Linked DNA regions of Mus musculus: region 1 is linked to region 2. A link is a loop called in an ENCODE intact Hi-C map of the cell type or tissue named here. Cell type or tissue: gastrocnemius. All regions are shown on one strand.

Region 1 (5,000 bases), 400 kb before region 2:
TCTTTATCTTGGTTAGTTTGACTAGGAATCAATTGATCTTATCAATCATTTCAACGAATTAACTCTTTTTCTGTCTCACTTATTCATTGTGTTTTCACTCTGCCTCATTAATTTCTGGTTTTTATTATTTCTTGACATTTACTAATTTGAGTTTGGATTCTTTTTTCTTTTCTAGAGATTAAGAATAGGTTATTTATTGGAGAGCACTCTGGTCATGTGTAACTATAAAATTTCCTCTTAGGATTTCCTTGGCCATATCCTAATTTTTCTCATCTATTCTCATTTTCTTTTTACTCTAAGAATTTCCTCATTTAGTCCCTGATTTCCTCAATAACTCATTTCCTAAATGATAATGTTATTTCAAATGGGTAGTATTGGTTGGGTCAGTGAAATGGCTCAGAGGGTAAAAGCGCTTGCTGCCTGAGGTGATGCAGCCCTGACAGCCTGGTTCACTCCCCAGAACTCATGCAAAGGTGGGAGGAGAGAACTGGCACCATAAACGTATCCTCTGGCCTCCATATGCATGCTGGGATACACGTACCCAGCAACACACACACACAGTAAAGCACACACTAAAATGATAAGCAAAATTTAATTTTAAAAATTGTATTGTTGTGCTGGGGTAATGGCTCATGGATAAAGTGTTTGCCATCCAACTGTGAGGACCAGAGTTCAGCTACCCAGAACCCAAAAAAAAATCTGACCAGGCATGGTGTCCGCCAGTAACCACAGCACTTGGGAGATGAAGACAGGGAGGCTTGAAGTAAGTCGACTAGCTAGACTAGCCAGAGTTGGAAAGTTCCAGATTCAGTGAACCCTGATTCAGTAAATAAAGAGAAATCCAGGTCACCTTACAGCAACTTCAAGCTCCTACCTGTGCATGCTCTTACACACGTACACTTGTATTCATACATGTACAAATGCACATGCAGATGCATCACACATGATGCTCTCGTAAAGATAAGTGTGTCGTTTGATTTCCAAGCATCTATACGTTTTCTGAGGTTTACTAACTTTATTGGGTTTTGGTTTTGTTCTTGTTTGTTTGTTTATTTGTTGTTTTTTTATGCTTTGGGCTTTTGTAATTTCTCAATTCCTTTTTGTTCTTGGTCAAATTATTAGCAAGGGTTGAAGTATATGAGGAAATATATGTACTTTCTGCCAAGCCTAAGGGCCTGAGTTCCATCCCTTAAAGACTATGTAATAGGGGAAAGACGAGTCCTGATAATTGTTCTCTGACCTCCACAAGTTCTCTGTAGCATGCAGGTATGTATGTGCACACATGTGCTTGCGTGTGTGCCTGCACACACACACACACACACATACACCAATGTAATTTAAAATTTCTGCCACACTATTCTTCATTTACCTCTGCGGCTTCCTCTGAGTTCAGCTCACTCTTGTTTTCAGTTTGTTTCAAGCAATGCTTGTTTGGGAGGGGTCCTCGAGTTAGGTTCTCACTGTTTGATCTACTTGCATAGACTTAACTTCACCCTCTTGCAACTGGGAGTACAGGTGCATCCCACCGTGCTAGGCTTAACTTACTCCCCCAGCCCCAATTCCTTACACTGGAAGCTGATACCTAAACTGAAGACTTTTCCCCAAACCCAAGAATTTAATCCAACAGACTTATTATCTTTAATCCAAAAATCCTGCCTACTCTCCTCCGCTCCCTGCAAAGTGAGAGCCAACATGCAAACAATTTCCGGTTTTAGGGTATTTCAGATTTCAGAATGTCTTGGATTTGGGGGTTCCTGGTTAGGCCATACTGAAGTTGTAATGGCTAAGCAAGCATTCTGAGACACTTCTGGACTCCACATTTTTGGAAAGGAGACCAACCCTGAGTAAAGTCCCCCTCAGTTCCTCTTGCTTCCCTGGCAATCCAAGGAACTGTTATGTTTCAAATTTTCACTAAAACTAAAAGAGGCCTAATTTTGTTTGTATTCTTTGATCCATGTATTATTTAGAAGTTGTTTTTAGTAAATATTTGGAGATTGCCCAGAGATCTTTCTGCTTTTGATTTCTAAAATAATTCCATGTGGAACGAGAATGTTTCCTAAAATATCATAAGAGTTCTTTCATTACCAAGCTATGGCTATATTTTCTATTTTTAGCTGCCAATGGAAAAATATGTCAAAAATACATGCAAGCTGAAATAGAAACATTTAGAAACAAAACAGTTCTAGTTTGAGAGAATTTCTTACTCTTTACCCCACAGGCAACAGCAGGGGTTGCTGGTGGGGGATTCCAAATTTGGAGTCTGACATCAAGAGCCAGTCACATGCTTGCAAACTGTGGCCAGGGGATAGGAGTTAACCCACTTTCACACTGGTTTCTCTAGTCCAGCAGGATAGGCAATAATGAATGACACCTCAGTTGTTAAGGCTGCTGAGAAGACCAAAAAAAAAAAAATGCACAAATGCATTATAAAATACTAAAAGCAGCGGCGCAGACCTGCAGTGAGCCTTGTGCATTTCATAAAAGAAGTTGTACTTCTGATAATTCATCTGATAGACTATGATAGAAAAATCAGTTTCCAGAGACCTGAATTCAAACCCATCAGCTACACGGATGGCTTTGAAGAGCATCCATACATAGCACTTTGAGATGCATTTTGGTGGGAGATTTTTCTTAAATCTGCCCCTGGGGTGTGACAAGCCATTTAGTTAGGACACCTATCGCTGGAAGGGATCTCTTCGCCTTCACCACATGAGGCGAATCTGAAGCTCAAGTCTACACGAGTGTGAGTTCCAGTTTTGTGACTCACAGACTTCCGAGAAGAGAGTAGGAGAGAAGATGGGAAACTTAACTTCTAAACATCCCCCCAAAAACAGTGGTATCGGTATCACTACAGCCTAAGACAGCTTTAGAAAATCTGCCTTATTGTTCCTACTCCTCTCTCCCTGAAGGTGGCGCCCGTTAGCCGCTGTGCCCGTGCTCAGGCTCTGAGGTTCCCAGAAGCCAAGCACTTTGAAAGGCTGGCAGAAACCAAGAGCATTTATGAGTGGGACCGCTGTGCTTCCCTAGGGAAGACGTTTCCACACCGCGGGAAAGGCTTTCTAAGAGGAAATTACTCTAGCTTAACGATAGTGCTGCTCGGTAAAGTCAGAGCCAACCTGGAGAAGTCAGTCAATCCTGCCTGTCAGATGCCAGAGCCCCTGTGATCCTGCTCAATGACTTCCAGTGCCTAATGCCCGCCCTGGGAGGAGGGGGCGGGAGTGCCCTAGGTACCAACAAGAAAGCTCCCGAGCCTGATCTCCACCCAGAGCGCCTTTGCCTCCTTCTCATTACAGGTTGGGAGACTCTGAGAACACTGACAGTTCTTTTCCCTTCCTTGTCCCTTCCCCTCCCCACCCCCCTTCTCCTCTCCCTCCCTATTACCTTTCCTTTTATTCCCTTCCCTTCTTTCCCATCCCCTCCCTGTCTCTCTTCTCCCTCCCCAGGGGAAAGAAGGAGGAGGGAGAGACGCTCAAATCTTGTACTAAACAGTTCCATAGCTTAACCACCCTTCCAAACCTGTGTTCTTTCCGACTAATCTGATATCCAGATGCCAAAGCAAAGCCCACGTGGTTTGAGGTTTTTATCAGGCACGCAAAGAAAAGCTAGCTCTTGTTTGCTGCACACTGCTCTGCAGAAGAGCTGCAGGCCCCTTTTTGCTTTTATTTGTGGCCTCAAAGTCCAGACCCTCTCCCCTGTTCTTCGTCTTATTTTTGAGTTCTAGAGACCACACTGGAATCCAAACGGAAAGCGATCCCCCTAAAAGCCAAGGATAATTAAATTTACTAATTGAATTTTGTTTCAACAAATACAATTACAACATGCAATATCATCTCCTGGGGCTTTTTACATGTCTCAGGGAGGAGCCCTTGGTAACAGTGCTCCCCTGATAGAGAAAAGGGCTTTCTGCAGAGGAGAAACGGTGTGTCCCAGGCAGGTGTGCTCACAAGCCACTAGCCATTTCTAAGGGAACCTACACACTTAATATTGTCCTGGCTAACTCTACATGTGACAGACAGTTACGTTACAGCAATCTAAAATAAACCCAATGTCAATAGGGAAGGTTATTAAAAGGATATATTTACTTTAATGTTCACCAAGGTTTTAATATCTATGGATCCCCATATTATATGACTGATAGGAACACACACACACACACACACACACACACGCATAGGCACAGAGAGAGAGAGAGAGAGAGAGAGAGAGAGAGAGAGAGAGAGAGAGAGAGAGAGGTAGCAGTCCAAAAGAGGCTTAAAGAGACAGAGATTCATTTTCCTCTCAAAATCAGAAGCTCCAGGTCGCTCCTGCTCCTCTCTTGCTCCCTTGCTTTTCCCTCCCCCTTCCTCCTCCCCATTCTCTTTCCCCCTCTCTCTCCACGTGCTCATGGCCAACCTCTATTCTCTGTGTCTCTCAACTACCCTCTTAACTCCCCTCCCCATGCACTGAATAAACTCTATTCTATACTACAGAAGAAGAAGAGGAAGAGGAAGAGGAAGAGGAAGAGGAAGAGGAAGAGGAAGAGGAAGAGGAAGAAGAAGAAGAAGAAGAAGAAGAAGAAGAAGAAGAAGAAGAAGAAGAAGAAGAAGAAGAAGAAAGAGGAGGAGGAGGAAGAGGATAAGGAAGAGGAAGAAGCAGCTGCTCTGGGTCAGGTGGGGCTGGCCCCACAAAGCTGGTGGTGGGTTGACACTACCAAGGGCCAAGCTTGCTTCTTTTCCACACTTCTGTATGTGGAGTGCTGCCTTTTGTTCCAGTGCCTTTCTCAACAGGGCTGCAAGAGCTCCAGACTTTACCTCTGTTCAAGACTGAGGGGCTAAGAAAGCAGAAAGGATGATGATATTGGTTCCTATTTCCATTTAAAGCAACAGGCTACCGTAAGATGTATTCAACGCTAGAGAGCAAACTTTCCAGGAAATGTCGGCTTCTCTGTTCATCCATTCAGATATTTACTTATTGTGATTCAGGGGGTAGTTTACACCCTCTGCGCTAAAGCAAGGCTATGC
Region 2 (5,000 bases):
TACTTTTTAAGTTACAGCGTGTGTGGGTGCACAGACGTACATAGGACACACGGATAGAGGTTAGAAGACCACTTACAGGAGTCAGGTCTCTCTTTTAGCCATGTTGATCCCCAAGATGGAGCTCAGACTGTCAATTTGGGTGCTAGGTGCCTTCACCCACTGATCTATCTTACAGACCAGGGATAGGTAATTTCTTTTTTTTTTTTTTTAAGATTTATTTATTTTATTTATACGAGTACAGTACTATTGCTGTCTTCAGACACACAGGAAGAGGGCATTGGATCCATTACAGATGGTTGTGAGCCATCATGTGGTTTCGGGAATTGAACTCAGGACCTTTGGAAAAGCAGTCAGTGCTCTTAACTGCTAAGCCATCTCTCCAGCCCAGTAGATAATTTCTTAATGTCTGAAGTTTTCTCCCTAAACGAAATTGAAGCATTCTTGATAGTGAAGCTATCTTAGTCAGAGTTTCTATTCCTGCACAAACATCATGACCAAGACGCAAGTTGGGGAGGAAAGGGTTTATTCGACTTACACTTCCACACTGCTGTTTATCACCAAGGAAGTCAGGACTGGAACTCAAGCAGGTCAGAAAGCAGGAGCTGATGCAGAGGCCATGGAGGGATGTTCTTTACTGGCTTGCCTCCCCTGGCTTGCTCAGCCTGCTCTCTTATAGAACCCAAGACTACCAGCCCAGAGATGGTCCCACCCACAAGGGGCCTTTCCCCCTTGATCACTAATTGAGAAAATGCCTTACAGCTGGATCTCATGGAGGCATTTCCTCAACTGAAGCTCCTTTCTCTGTGATAACTCCAGCTGTGTCAAGTTGACACAAAACTAGCCAGTACAGAAGCTTTTTGCATAATAAGCCATGTCACTGCATGCCCTAGCAGAGAGTGTCTTCCACACTGGACAAAACTCCTCCAGAATCCTCTCTGTGCCACAACCCTGGAATGTGGACTCCTGGTCACCAACATTTTAAGAGATGAATGACATAGACTCTGGTGTGAGTTGGAATAATTTTCCTAAGGTATCTGATACAAATGCAGAAGGATGGTTATAACATAACATTATCATACAGATTTTGAGTTTTTGTGGCACTCCTAGAAGCTGCCCATCACATTTGCTAGCTATGGAATGAAGAAAAAAGGAGGCTTAGTTCAGTTTCAATGTTGCAGAAGCAGGAAGTCAGTCTTCTCTCAAAGAACCTTTATGTTTTAACTGTGTTTTATTCTAGGAAGCAGAAAGGTTTGTTAACCAAAAGAAAAAAGTGTGCAGCTTGTAGCTAATTAGGTTTGCTTTTGAAACAAATTTACTGCTCTGACAAAAGCAACTAAAAGCCCAAGTGTTCGTTCTGCCATACAGCTCAAGGGTGGCATCTACCATGCTGGAGAAGTCAAGGACATAGGGGACTATTATAACTGACCACACTGCATCCACGATCAAGAAACAGTGAGCATAGTTGCATCAACATCTGCTGCTATTCCATCCCCATTCCCCTTTGACACAGTCCAGGATCCATCTAGGGAATGGTGCTACCCACAGTGGGATCTCTCTACTTCAACTAAGTCAAGCTAATTTCCCCACACACTAAGTGATATTAACACTCCCCTACAATGATGTTATCTTTTTTTCTTATTATAAAACTAGTAGCTGGAGAGATGGCTCAGCCGTTAAGGACACTTCCTACTCTGCCAGAGAACTGGGAAGAGTTCAATCCCTAGCACTCCCATGGCTACTCACAGCCATATGGAACTCTAGTTCCAGGGGATCTCATGCCCTCTTCTGGCCTCTGGAGACACATGCATGGTGCACAGACACAGGCAGGCACTAGAGCCATGCACATAACATTGAAAAAAGAAAAAAGCATAATAAAATTATCTATGAAAATTTATATTTATGGAAGTATAGATGAAAAATAATATATACCAACTATTACATGAAAATTATATGGGACTGGTAGAATTACCTGTAATTTTTTTTTTCTCATCCAAGTGAAGAAAACAAGGTTTTTAACAAACAATGCTCCCTAGGCTACATTTTAAACCAAGAGACGTCTCAGTGGTCATGAGCCCTTGCTGCTCTTTCAGAGGACCTAAATTGGGTTCCCAGCACCCGGGGATCCAACACCCTATTCTAGCCTCCAAAAACACACACATATAAAAGTAAACCTTTTAAAAATACTAAAAAATGTTGAACAGTGGCCATGTGATGCTTTAATAATCACAATCTAAACTATTCTGTCTTTTCTGCAAGAACGCTAAGTTGCCAGGTGGTGGTGGCACATGCCTTTAATCCTAGCAATCGAGAGGCCGAGGCAGGAGGATCTCTGAGTTCAAGGCCAGCCTGTGAGAACAAAACAAGTTCCAGGACACCCAGGGCTACACTGAGAAACTCTGTCTTAAAAAACCAAAGAGGCTGAGGCAAGTCTTTGCACTGCTGTCTTTCATCTTTTCCACAGGGGGATTTGACGAACCTTGTGCACGGCAGCCACTGCTCTAAGTACCGCCTGACAAGGATCCCAGGAACCAACGCGTTTGTCGGCATCGTCAACGAGACCTGCGACTCTCTTGCCTTCTGTGCTTGCAGCATGGTGGACCGTCTCTGTCTCAACTGCCACCGGTGGGCTGGATTCTGTTCTTGGACTGTTTTGACCAATGCCAGGCATTTGGAGCAGAAGGGGTGGGGATGTGTCCTGGGGAAGGGAAGTCCAGGTTTACAGGAGCCTTTAGATCTGTGCCGTTCCCATGACCCAGTCACTGTGGCTGCGGGTTCAGGTCAAATGCTATTTAAATCTTCATCCACGGCCTCACTTTCACCGTCGACTGTAAAACTCGCAAAGGATTTTTTTTTTTAATCTTAATCCCCTGGTGTGTGTGTGATATTCTGCTGACATCTACCTCTGACTAGTAATTCTGTTTGCTTTTCAGAATGGAGCAAAATGAATGTGAATGTCCTTGTGAGTGCCCCCTGGAGGTCAATGAGTGTACTGGCAACCTCACCAATGCAGAGAACAGGTAAAAAAAAAAAAGTGTGTGCGTGTGTGTGTGTGTGTGTGTGTGTGTGTGTGTGTGTGTGTTTATGTGTGTGCATGCATAAATTTATATTTGTATGTATGCATGTACACATGTACAAATGTAGGTATGTGTATAAGCTCCATGTTATTATCATGTTTTCTATAGATTTGTTTTGGGTTAAGAGTGTACAAAAGTGCTTTGTTCTAATGAGGAACCTAGTCAGTAAGCCAGATTTCAAATAATGTCTGCCTTGAGGTTCAAATAAATATGCTGTGACGTATTAATAATGCATGGCTGTATTAAAGCTGAGGAGATGGTTCTGTGGGTAAAGTTCCTGTCGTGCAAACATGCGGACTGAGTACAAGTCTCCACAGCCCTGTAAAAGCCAGGCAGTGACATGTGCCTGTAACCCTAACAATCCAGGAAACAGGCAGGACGATCCCCAAGGGTTTACTGATCAACCAATCTAGCCAGATTATGGTGCTGTAACTTCAGGTAGGGGTGTGTGTGTATGTGTGTGCGCGCGCACGCGCATATGAGCACATATATTATTTCTATTGTACACAAATATAAACAAATTAAGCAATCCAATAGTTAAATGGATTGACCCAAGGTCTCACTGAGTGGCAAAGCAACCTATACCAAATATAAAAACTCAGATTTGTCTGACATTATCAAGGACCTAGGTGTTTGGAATTTGGGTGCCATTGACCCTAACCTCCAAACTTGCTTCCTACATAGAAACCCGAGCTGTGAGGTTCACCAGGAGCCAGTGACATACACGGCTATCGACCCAGGCCTGCAAGATGCCCTGCAGCAGTGTGTCAACAGCAGATGTAACCAGAGGATGGAAAGTGGGTAAGAGACCTTCCTGAAAGCTGGGTGTGGTGGGACATGCCTTTAACCCAGCACTCGGGAGGCAGAGGCAAGAGAATCTCCGTGAAGCCAGCCTGGTCTACAAAGTGAGTTCAGCACAGCCAGGGCTACTATACAGAGAAACCCTGTATCAAGAACTGACACACACACGAGAGAGAGAGAGAGAGAGAGAGAGAGAGAGAGAGAGAGAGAGAGGGAGAGACTATCTTGAGATCAGTGCTTAGCAACCCCACTGAGCCTCTGCAGCCAGTGCTTGGTTCCCTATCCTTCATGCTTTAAGGAGATGTCCTTTGTGGGGCGCTAGTATGGTTCTTACACCATGAGCCTTATGTCTCACAGATGAACTCTTTCATTCCCACTGGTTACAGGTATTTGACTCTTGCTCTAGGCTGAAAAGGGCCTCTGCTGTGTGTATGAGGTCATTTTGTTTCAATAAGCAAAGTGCAAGAGATGTTGCAAGGGATTAGGATCTGGGCTTCCAAACAGGACCCAGCAGCCATCAAGGCTTCTCTGGGAAGTATTGCAGAACTCATTAGTTTTCCCTTCTCCGAAAACAGATCTGCTCCAGGGTAGTTCTGAGAACTACCAGCCCTGTGTCCCCTGCAGCAGGCTGCTCCCCTCTGGGTGTTTTGGACTAGGCATGGGGCAGAGGCTATGGCAGACCTGGAGGAGGGAATTCCCTCCCTCTGCCTGCTGGTTACCATGTGGATCAGGCCAAGCGAGGGCACAGAGGGCATGTCAGCCTCGTCTTTGGTTGAGCTGAGGAAAGGGTCACCCAAGCACTGATTAACATGGGTTGTCACGCTACATTTAGGAGCAGGTAGCATTGCCACCAGTGTAATTTTTTAAGAGCCTCACTATGCACGCGGCTCAGGAGACTGGCTGTTAGGAAAGCTCTTTTAAACAGACTGACTACTCTTTTCCTGAATGTATTTGTCTATTATTTCTTCCTTTTCCAACAAAAACCAACATAATGACCACTCACATGGGGCATGTTAGACCAAAACCAAACAACCCTGGGGCCATTTGCCTTTGATCTTCTGAGATGACTTTGAATAAGACCACACTAATTCCCACGTGGAGGTTGTAAGGTAACTCAGAATACTT

Evidence for each region. Hi-C counts contacts between places; a loop is a spot of excess contacts. Peaks named below come from ENCODE experiments on the same cell type or tissue, not always from the same donor. Only the 100,000 strongest peaks of a DNase experiment are listed, where the experiment ranks them.
Region 1: it touches region 2 in a loop (12-fold over the local background); 24 of 42 quality-filtered maps call a loop at or near these places.

The regions. Positions count from the first base shown.
Region 1 is chr4:100,585,489-100,590,488 of GRCm38, forward strand. No RefSeq gene overlaps it. Among named protein-coding and RNA genes, the nearest start is that of Ube2uos, 60 kb to the left of the region's middle. In gastrocnemius, a CTCF peak has its summit at 2,903 (motif pointing right); DNase peaks (open chromatin) are centred at 2,941 and 3,162; H3K4me3 peaks cover 928 bases; H3K27ac peaks cover 474 bases.
Region 2 is chr4:100,985,621-100,990,620 of GRCm38, forward strand. Cachd1 (cache domain containing 1) reads left to right here. Exons shown (of 27, transcript NM_198037.1): 20 at 2,462-2,622; 21 at 2,931-3,017; 22 at 3,759-3,875. Among named protein-coding and RNA genes, the nearest start is that of Raver2, 81 kb to the right of the region's middle. In gastrocnemius, CTCF peaks have their summits at 1,788 (motif pointing left) and 2,973 (motif pointing left); DNase peaks (open chromatin) are centred at 2,947 and 4,528.